2 separate regions of the Homo sapiens genome follow, and region 1 is linked to region 2. Evidence: chromatin loops called from intact Hi-C (ENCODE). Cell type or tissue: endothelial cell of umbilical vein. All regions are shown on one strand. Links, peaks and the distances in the headings refer to the core of each region. The heading gives the core; the rest is flanking DNA.

Region 1 (4,399 bases), core at 237-4,236, 290 kb before region 2:
TACCTATTCCCATTTATTTATTTTTATGAATAGAATAATATAATTTATAATTTGCCTTTAAGAGATATCATGTTCTGTTTATAAGAGCAAAAAATAAAACATTACATTTCAATTAAATAGAAACATTAAGCTTCAAGGAAAGATTAAATTTATTTGGAAGGCTTGGAAACCTTCCAAATTTATTACTTTTGTTAAAATGTTGCAGTTGTACTTTTATGACTGCTAAACATATTTTTTTTTGATGTTCACTGGGCTTAGGGGCGCATGTCATGAATTGTATCATTTTTCAATGTCTGTTGCATTACAAAAAGCTCTAGTTGATCCTTGCATGCAGTGTGGTTTGTCTCTTTTGAGTTCCTTGGCAACAATAACCTCTCATCATGATTACGGAGTCTCTTGCAGAAGGATGGGCCTAATCCCAGTGCTCCATCAACTCAGTAATCTATTCCAATCAGTATTTGATGGATTTGACAGGCCATCTCTAGCCAAGTGAGACAGATTCAGGCAGGTCAAGCATCTTAGTGCTCTGCTGCGAAATATTGGGGAAAACCTTTGTGCTACATCAAAAATTATGGACACTAAAATTGCTTCTGGTCTCTTCCGTGAGGATAGAGAATGAATATAAAAAATTTCCAGATGCATAGTTCAAAATACACCTACTATTTTAGTTATTGAACAAGTTCATTCAATATTAAAAATTAAGGAAAAACAACCTGGTATTATATTTAGCCAACAGCAATAACTCAAGATTAAATAAGCCAGTTGTTTCAATGCATGGAGATTTCTTAATATGTTTAGTTTTTCTTATATGCACATAAACAAATATCTTATTTCTGAAAACCATGAATCAAGTCTCACAATTCAATTTTAAAAGGCATTAATAAATAAACATTTTTAAAGATATAATATAACCTAAGATGGCAAGCATCATCTCCCTTTATGTTTTTAAATATAATAACAATAAAGGGAGTCATCTGAAAAGGAATTCACTGTTTACCTCAAATCTAGCTCTTATACTTAGTGCTCTCTGTTTCTGTAGATTGGGGAACACGGAAGGAAGCTTTCTATGTAATGCGGTGAACCATTGATTTTAACTAGGAAAGATTAGTCTCTCTTAGGTATTTTTTCCTTTCTACATTACTTCTTACAAGACAAGAATTTAGAAAACTAATTTCTCAATATATGTTTATTATTATAGCTGATAATCAGCTATAATTTATATAAAGTGATATATAATAGTTAAACATTCCTTATCTTATTTCAGAAGCATTTTTTTTTATATTATACACCCTGGAAAACATTTCAGAATGTTTGATTCAACCACCATTTGAAAGACTTCAATGTGTTCCAAGTAGTAGAGCGAAAACAACTTATTAAATGTATTCCAACTACTTTTAATGTCTAATAAAAAGCAGGTTTAGGGAAATGTATGAAGAGTTATCAATTTAAAGTGCTTACTTTTCTCACTCTACTATTTTCTGACTTTTTCCCCCCAAGAACTCAGCTGGCTCCATGTGATTTAACAGTAAGATTTAAATAAGAAAGAAATCCTAATCTTTCCATCCTTCTTTGCCTTAGGGCTAAACTGTGCACAGTAGCTGTTAATCTAAAAGTTTTATCTAAGATTTCAAAAAGCAGCTTCACATCTGATGTGAAAATAGCATAACCTCAAAGCACTAAAAGTGATTATCATTTTCTCTATGAGAATGTAATTTATAGAAGCAGAATTCTTCTACAAATACATCTTGAATGTTCATGGCCACATAAATGTGTGTGCATCTTAATATGAGAGTGTTCCTATTACACTCTCCAGCACTGAGGTGGTGTACTTGATTGAAGTAAATGGGGGCATGGGAGGATGTTTGGTCAAAAATACACCAGAAACATACTGTTTTGTAGCAGTACTGAAATGGATCTTCTGTTGTCATATTTTCATAACCGTTTTATATGCTAAAGTTTTTTGCAACAAATTGGAGTTCTGCCCAAGGCTTATTCTCAACTGGGAGTGTTCGGAGATGATTCTTTGGATTGAATCAGGTTTGGCAATTTAACCACTGCAGTGTGCAACCAAATTCCCTGCTGCTCTTAATAAAGGAAATAACTGATTTTAAATGAAAGGACCCTTTACATAATATAAGCAAAACCTAGGTAAGACATAGTAATAGGATTTGTTTGGTAAACACATATAAGTTTTGGCTATGATTGAGGTAGTAATAAATAATATGTTTAGAAGCTATATCGTAAGCTGAATCTTAGGTGAGCTGGAAAAATAGAGGAAAATGCAACAGCCAGATGTGGTAAAAAGATTATGATACATCCTTGTTCTCTTTTCCCAGAAAAGAAGAGAGCATGGCTGTAAAAAAAAAAATAAAAAAATAAAAAAATAAATAAACAAAGTGTGTGTGGGTGCGTTTTAATTAATTGACAAAGAACAAAAGTAAATTCTTCCTGGACATTCACCCATCATTCTTGTGTTCATTAATTTTTATTGCTTCACAGAGGCAAATTGTAGAATTGTTATTGGAAGCATTTGTATTGGGCATGCTAATGCTAGAGGTAGCCCTTCACTTAAAATTAACCACCTAACAGATTTCCTTCCGAAGACCAAAGAGACGCAGCAAGAGGAAAACAGTCAAAGCAAAGAAGCTGGCTCGGGTCTGAGCTGTGTAATTCCGCCCTTGACCACCCGTGTCATTGCAGCCCACAGATCCTTGAATGGTGCTTGCCAGAAATCTGCATTGAGGTGCTGAGCTGACTCCCACGGCTTTTTAAGAGTCTCTGAAGGGGAGCAAAATCGAGATTAATATGCGTTGAAAAATAAAATGCCCTTACCACATTTTTGTCTGACCTTTGCACAGTTAAATGAATATATCTCCTCACTGGGAGTTTTTGGCTGCATGTCAGGTTTGCAGAAGGAGGAAAAAAAAAAGTCCTTGCAGCCTAAGGAGGAAGGGACGCTCCCAAGTGAACCTTGATAGATATTATTAGTATAGAGGTGATTCCAGGCAGCCTCTGTCTCTTTCCTTCTCTCTGCACTTTGTGTTCTACTCTGGGGCAGAATAACTGATGGAAAATTACGTCTATAGGAGAGTTGAATATTGCCTTAAAATGCCAATAAGACAAGCTTGGGAGCAGACAGTAGAGGCTTTATTTTATTTCATTTTATTTTGCTCAGGAATGCTTTACCTACCAGAGCTCTGTGGCAGAGTTGTGTGAGCAGGGGGAAATCAGACTTGCAAAAAGTTAACCTTGAACAAAGAAAACACCCAAAGCTTCATGTTGCTTGCTATACTGAGAGCTTTTTCCTGGGACGAAACCGAATTAATTGCCATGGAGTATGTGGAGAACACAAATGTAAAGGGCTTTCCTCACTTCCTCCCCTCCACAAAGGTTCTTCTTCGCTTATTTATCTCTTCCATTTTTTTTTTTTTCTTTTTTGGTCAAAGTGCCCGAGGGGAGCAACATCTGCAAGTAGCAAGAGACTCGCATTTCCTTTGTGTGTGAACGCTGCACAGACCTTAAAGGCTAAACTGGATCTACCGCAGTGTCCTGGCTGCTCCCTTTTCTTCTGTCCAATCTTCTACCCATGGAACTTGGGAAACTCTATTGTCACTTTCTTCCGAGGGTGGGTTTAGAAAAGAATAGCAATGCGTCAAGGTGACTGTGTGTGGAAGCTGAGAGAAGAGACGGTTGAGAATTAAAACAATAAAAGTCCTAGAAACAAATTTTGTCGATCTGAGAGAATGTAACCCTGAGAGGCCCTGGATAGGCTGGGCTGGGGCTGCACTGAGAAATCCCACCATGTGGCTGGAGTAGGAGTTTAGTCTCTGTCCAGCCTGCTGGCCTAACTGTGGATTTGTGTAGGTTGTTGTCTGAGCATAGCAAGCAAAAGCTGGGAGGTGCCCCAGAGTTGGCGTCCTGAAAAGAGATGGAAAAAAAGAAAGAAGAAGAAAGAGCAAAAATCTTGATCAGTGTTAGGAACAAAAGCAATCTCATTTTGAACAGAAATGCTTTCCATTTGTTTGGACTCTTAGAAGAAAGCCAAATAAGAAAAATGAAGTTCAGTTAATATTTCTCTCTTTCTTCCTTCCCTTCTTTTCTCCTGCCCTTCCCTCTCTCCCTTTCTTCCTATCTTTTATTTTTAAAGAAATAGGTATTCTCTTCTTCCTAGAGAAGAGAGTTGAGTATATTCGATTACAGAAACCTGTTTCACTGTTCATTTCTAATGGTAACTTATTCTTTCAAAAATGGAAGTTTTTGGTTATCCCGATTAGTTGGTTATTTGATGTTTGTATGTCTGTGTCTTTGTCTCTTGCTGTGGTTTGAATGTTTCTCCTTCAAAATTCAGGTGTTAATACTTAATTGCCAATGTGATGGCATTAAGGGGTGAAGTCTTTAA
Region 2 (4,399 bases), core at 326-4,325:
TTCCATTGGAATTAATAAGCATTTCATTGCCAGGCTAGAAGTACTTGAAACTGTAAAAGACTTCCATGTATTGATCATAAGTAGAGTGGCCATGTGATTTATATTCCAAATTTGGGCATGCTGGAGAATAAAATGGGGGCTAAAAATATTTAACAGTTATAGTTTATCTACAGCATGGTATAAATTGGAATTTCCCTGGGCAAACCAGCACATATGAGACCACATGTCACTCATTTATTCTATAAAATATCTCAGGCTATTTTGCAGAACTTTCTCCTAAAAAGAGATCTAGTCACCAAGGGAGACTTTTATGAACTGAAAAGAAGAGAAAGAGGAAAATGACACTAAGTGTAGCTTCCCAGTCCAGAAACATTTGTGTCTCACAGGCAATACCCAGCTTGAAATTGACAGGAAGGATATCTCACTTGAAAGTACAGTCAACTTACTATACATAATCTGAAGTGATTTAAAATGAAGTTGGAGCTAGAATAGGATTTTTATGGAAGCCCGACCTTTGGTCTTGCTCATTTCGTTACCAAGTATTTTACTGCTGACATTTAGTCTGGGCCAAAGTTTGTCTCTACGCATTTCGAAGTCATGCCATTTCATCAAATGGCATTTTGCTTTTGATTAAGGTGCTATAGCATTAGTTGCCTTATAAAGTTAATAGTATTTAAATATTTTATATTGACCAGCTGTTTTTCAAAAATATGACTATGTAAAGGTAATATCTAATTTAATCTAAAATATTTAAATGAGGAACCTCTCAAGAGTGAAATGTTGCTGTTATCAAGGGTGGGCTGAGATGCATTCCAAACAGACCCCACCACAGACATAAAATGGCAGAAGATGAACCGCAGAGCCTAGGATTAGTGTTGCTCTGGGCCTCTCACATGCTGTGTCCTCCTTATGACACTGTGGAATGTTTCAGGCCTCAGCAGAGCTAGCTTCAACATGGTTTGAACCACAGTTACAAAGCTAAAGATGACAATCATCACTATTACAAATGTTTTCAAAGAAAAATGTAAACTAGATAAAAATAGAAACACATCATTTAAGCTTGAAAAGAGATTAAGATTTGAATCTAATGCTTCTCAAATGAGTTCACAGATCACTTGCATAATGGTCACCTGGGGATCACATGAAATACACAGAAACACCAGCTGCTTTGCTTGCCAGACCTGCTGAATCAGAATCACTGGGTGGAAGCTTAGAAATCTGCATTTTTAATAAGCACCCCAGGTGATTTTTATTTTTATTTTTATTTATTTATTTTTGAGAGGAGTCTTGCTCTGTCCCCCAGGCTGGAGTGCAGTGGTGTGGCCTTGGCTCACTGCAACCTCCGCTCCCGGGTTCACGCTGTTCTCCTGCCTCAGCCTCCTGAGTAGCTGGGACTACAGGTGCCCGCCACCACACCCAGCTAATTTTTTTTGAAGTAGAGACAGGGTTTCACCGTGTTAGCCAGGATGGTCTCAATCTCCTGACCTCGTGATCCTCCCGCCTCAGCCTCCCAAAGTGCTGGGATTACAGGCGTGAGCCACCGTGCCCGGCCCATCCCGGGTGATTTTTATGCACACTAAAGTCAGAGGACCACTATGATATGAACAGTGTCCAAAAAGAAAATAATTACTCAGAGCTAATAAAGGTGAAGATAAGAGCAATTAGGCAAAGATAATTTCCTATGTTTAATATATTTTTTGTTTGAATTACTGTAAATTAAGGAGAATGAGAGAATAAAGAGATAAAACAAAGCCCATAGGAATCACTGCAGCAAGTCAGAGGAAATGTTTAAATACTTGAGAAGCAGCCAGATAATTACTGGGGAGTGGGAGGTAGGGGGAACCTGCTTGGAGATCCCTTGGGACTAGCTTCACATTGCTAATTTACAATCACATGCTGTATCTGTCACTTTTACAAATCAATGGGAATGCCCACTTTTTAACAGCATGGAGTTACTCACAATGGTTGCTGGTGTTGGTCATCCAGAGGGGACTTTTCAGGATGCAAGAAAGAATCTTGGTGACACACATTCACACACACACACACACACACACACACACACCCTTTTATGTCACTTCCAATTTACTTTATCTTAAACTGTCAGCAAGGAGAACTTATGCTTATACTAATAATTAGAGGTTTGCATTTAAGCCAAAAATAATAAACCCCGTGGGTAGCTCTGCAGACAGCTGGGTTGTAGTAAGTAGAGCCAGAAGAAAAGACATGACTCTTTGTATTCGCAGCAATTTTATAATATGTAGGGAAGGGAAATGGTAGAAGAATAGATTTTATGTCTTTGTTTAGAAAAGGCATTTAGAGAAAATGATCGAGATTGTCATTAAACATGATTTTTACTATAAACAGCAGAAAAAAATGAAAAATTATTAGGTTAAAAATCATTAGTTTCAGCCATCTGGGAATCTCATTGTGCTGAAGAAATAGGACCTAAGACTTTTTTTTTCTTTTAAAAAACAAATGAAGAAATAAAGATGCTGCTTCTGTAAACTTCATTCTGATTAAAAAGGAAAAGTATTGATGATGAGAAATAGGTAAGTACTGTGGAGATTGCCATTTTGAAGAAAATAAATACTTGCTTAAGCCAGACATGGAACTAAGATTTTTTTTTTAAAGTAGATTTCAAAAGTACTTAAAGGAAAAATACAGCAGTTTCGTCCTTTGTATGAGCCTTAAAAGGGAACATTGCTCAAGGGGTGTGGTAGAAAAAATGAACTTCAGTTTATACAATCTCTGTTCAAATGGAAAAGAAAGGACTTCTAAAGGAACTGATTTAACTGTGCAGGAAGCTTTCTCAAAAGCTTGGAATATAAAAAGACATGTAGAAGAGGTAGAAGGAGGGGCACAGAGCCAGGAATGAAAACAGAAGCACAGCCTGGACTTAGAAGAACAGTGTCAGAAAGGTTAGAGGACAGAGGGCTGAGGCTTGCAGAAACAGCTAAAGAAAGGAAAAGGCTTTGCAAGCCATGTTCAGAGACAGACTGTGAACAAAGGAGGGCCAAGATCATTGCCCAGGGAAAACGGCACAATGAACAGATGACAGGAAAGCTTACCAGATTATCAGTTGATTAATCTTTATATTCCCTAGGGCTAGCACAGTGCCTGTCACCTATCAAGTGTGTCACACAAGTTGAGTAAATAAATAGATGAAAAGTTCAGGTAGTAAGAATTATTTTGAAAATTGAAGAGTGGCAGGATAAACATAGCTTTTAAAGAGGAAATTTCAATACCAAGACAGGAAGTAAAATTAATAAAGAGAATTGGTTTTTTAAAATTAACATCTCACTTCAGTCTGAGAAGGATGACATGCCAAAAGGAAGCAAGAATCTGCAGATCTGATGTTAGAACTGTCATTAATAATGTTCAGGATCAAAGTGTAGAAGTTTCAAAGGTGCAATCAGAGTACTGATCCAAAATTTCAAAAGGGGAAAATAGATGGATTTGGGAAATTTCAGAACAGTGATCTGATTATTTCTGTCATAATTCTATAATGTCTTATGAAGCAGAGAACTTGGAGTGATTTAGATAAACAATGATGTTTACAGCCTACTGAAAAAAGTGTAATAAAAAACTAATAGAATTTATTTTTCATAGGGTTAACTAGTCTATTTATCAAGAAAATACCATACTCGTGATTTCAGCAGCGCATCCTGCAAAATTTCTCCTTTATTAAATTTTTATTTTATTTTAGAGAAAATATGGAAAAAGATTAACTTGGTGATGGTATAAACAAATGGGTTCATAAATTTCCAGACATACCCCAAGAGGACCAAAATAGAGTGAAACATTTCCAAACTGTTCTGTAAGACTCTGTGATTGGCCTTGTATTGTTCAATATTTTGACCAATGACTTGAATTAAAAAACACAATAAGGAAGTAGTTATATAGTTTGAATATATAACAAAGCTAGAGACAAAAATATCATGCTGCCAGTCAAAGCAAAATGGTGTATACTCATCTATTCCTGCTCCTCACCCCTAAGTGCAACTATAATCCTTGGAGACAACACAAGAGACAACCAGAGGAGAATTCTGAAAGGTGATAAGACAGGCTGTATAATGTGCCCCTAGAGATATCCACATCCTAATCTCTGGGATGTGTTATCTTACATGCCAAAAGAAACTTTGCAGATGTGATTAAGAATCTTGAGATGCAGAGTATGATGAATTATTTGGGAGGCTCAATATAATCACAAGGGTCCTCATAAGAGGGAGGTAGGAGGATCAGTGTTAAAAAGGGAAGACTATGTCATGATGGAAGCAAAGAGAATTTGAAGATGATATGCTACTTATGGCTTTGATATGGAGAAAGGAGCTACAAGCCAAAGAATACAGCAATCAGAAATTCTTTTGAAATAAACGAAAAATTAGAAAATCTCAGGAAA

The links. Hi-C counts contacts between places; a loop is a spot of excess contacts. Peaks named below come from ENCODE experiments on the same cell type or tissue, not always from the same donor. Only the 100,000 strongest peaks of a DNase experiment are listed, where the experiment ranks them.
Region 1: it touches region 2 in a loop (2.5-fold over the local background); 1 of 110 quality-filtered maps calls a loop at or near these places.

The regions. Positions count from the first base shown.
Region 1 is chr5:125,834,050-125,838,448 of GRCh38, reverse strand. All of the region lies in intron 2 of LOC124901056 (a long non-coding RNA gene), which reads left to right. Among named protein-coding and RNA genes, the nearest start is that of LINC02240, 340 kb to the right of the region's middle. In endothelial cell of umbilical vein, for the core only: a CTCF peak has its summit at 2,699; a DNase peak (open chromatin) is centred at 2,698.
Region 2 is chr5:125,548,118-125,552,516 of GRCh38, reverse strand. The region is part of intron 3 of LINC02240 (long intergenic non-protein coding RNA 2240); the gene reads right to left. The region is part of intron 8 of LOC124901056 (a long non-coding RNA gene); the gene reads left to right. Among named protein-coding and RNA genes, the nearest start is that of LINC02240, 57 kb to the right of the region's middle. In endothelial cell of umbilical vein, for the core only: no CTCF peak of the experiment used is centred there; DNase peaks (open chromatin) are centred at 2,066 and 2,826; H3K27ac peaks cover 1,746 bases.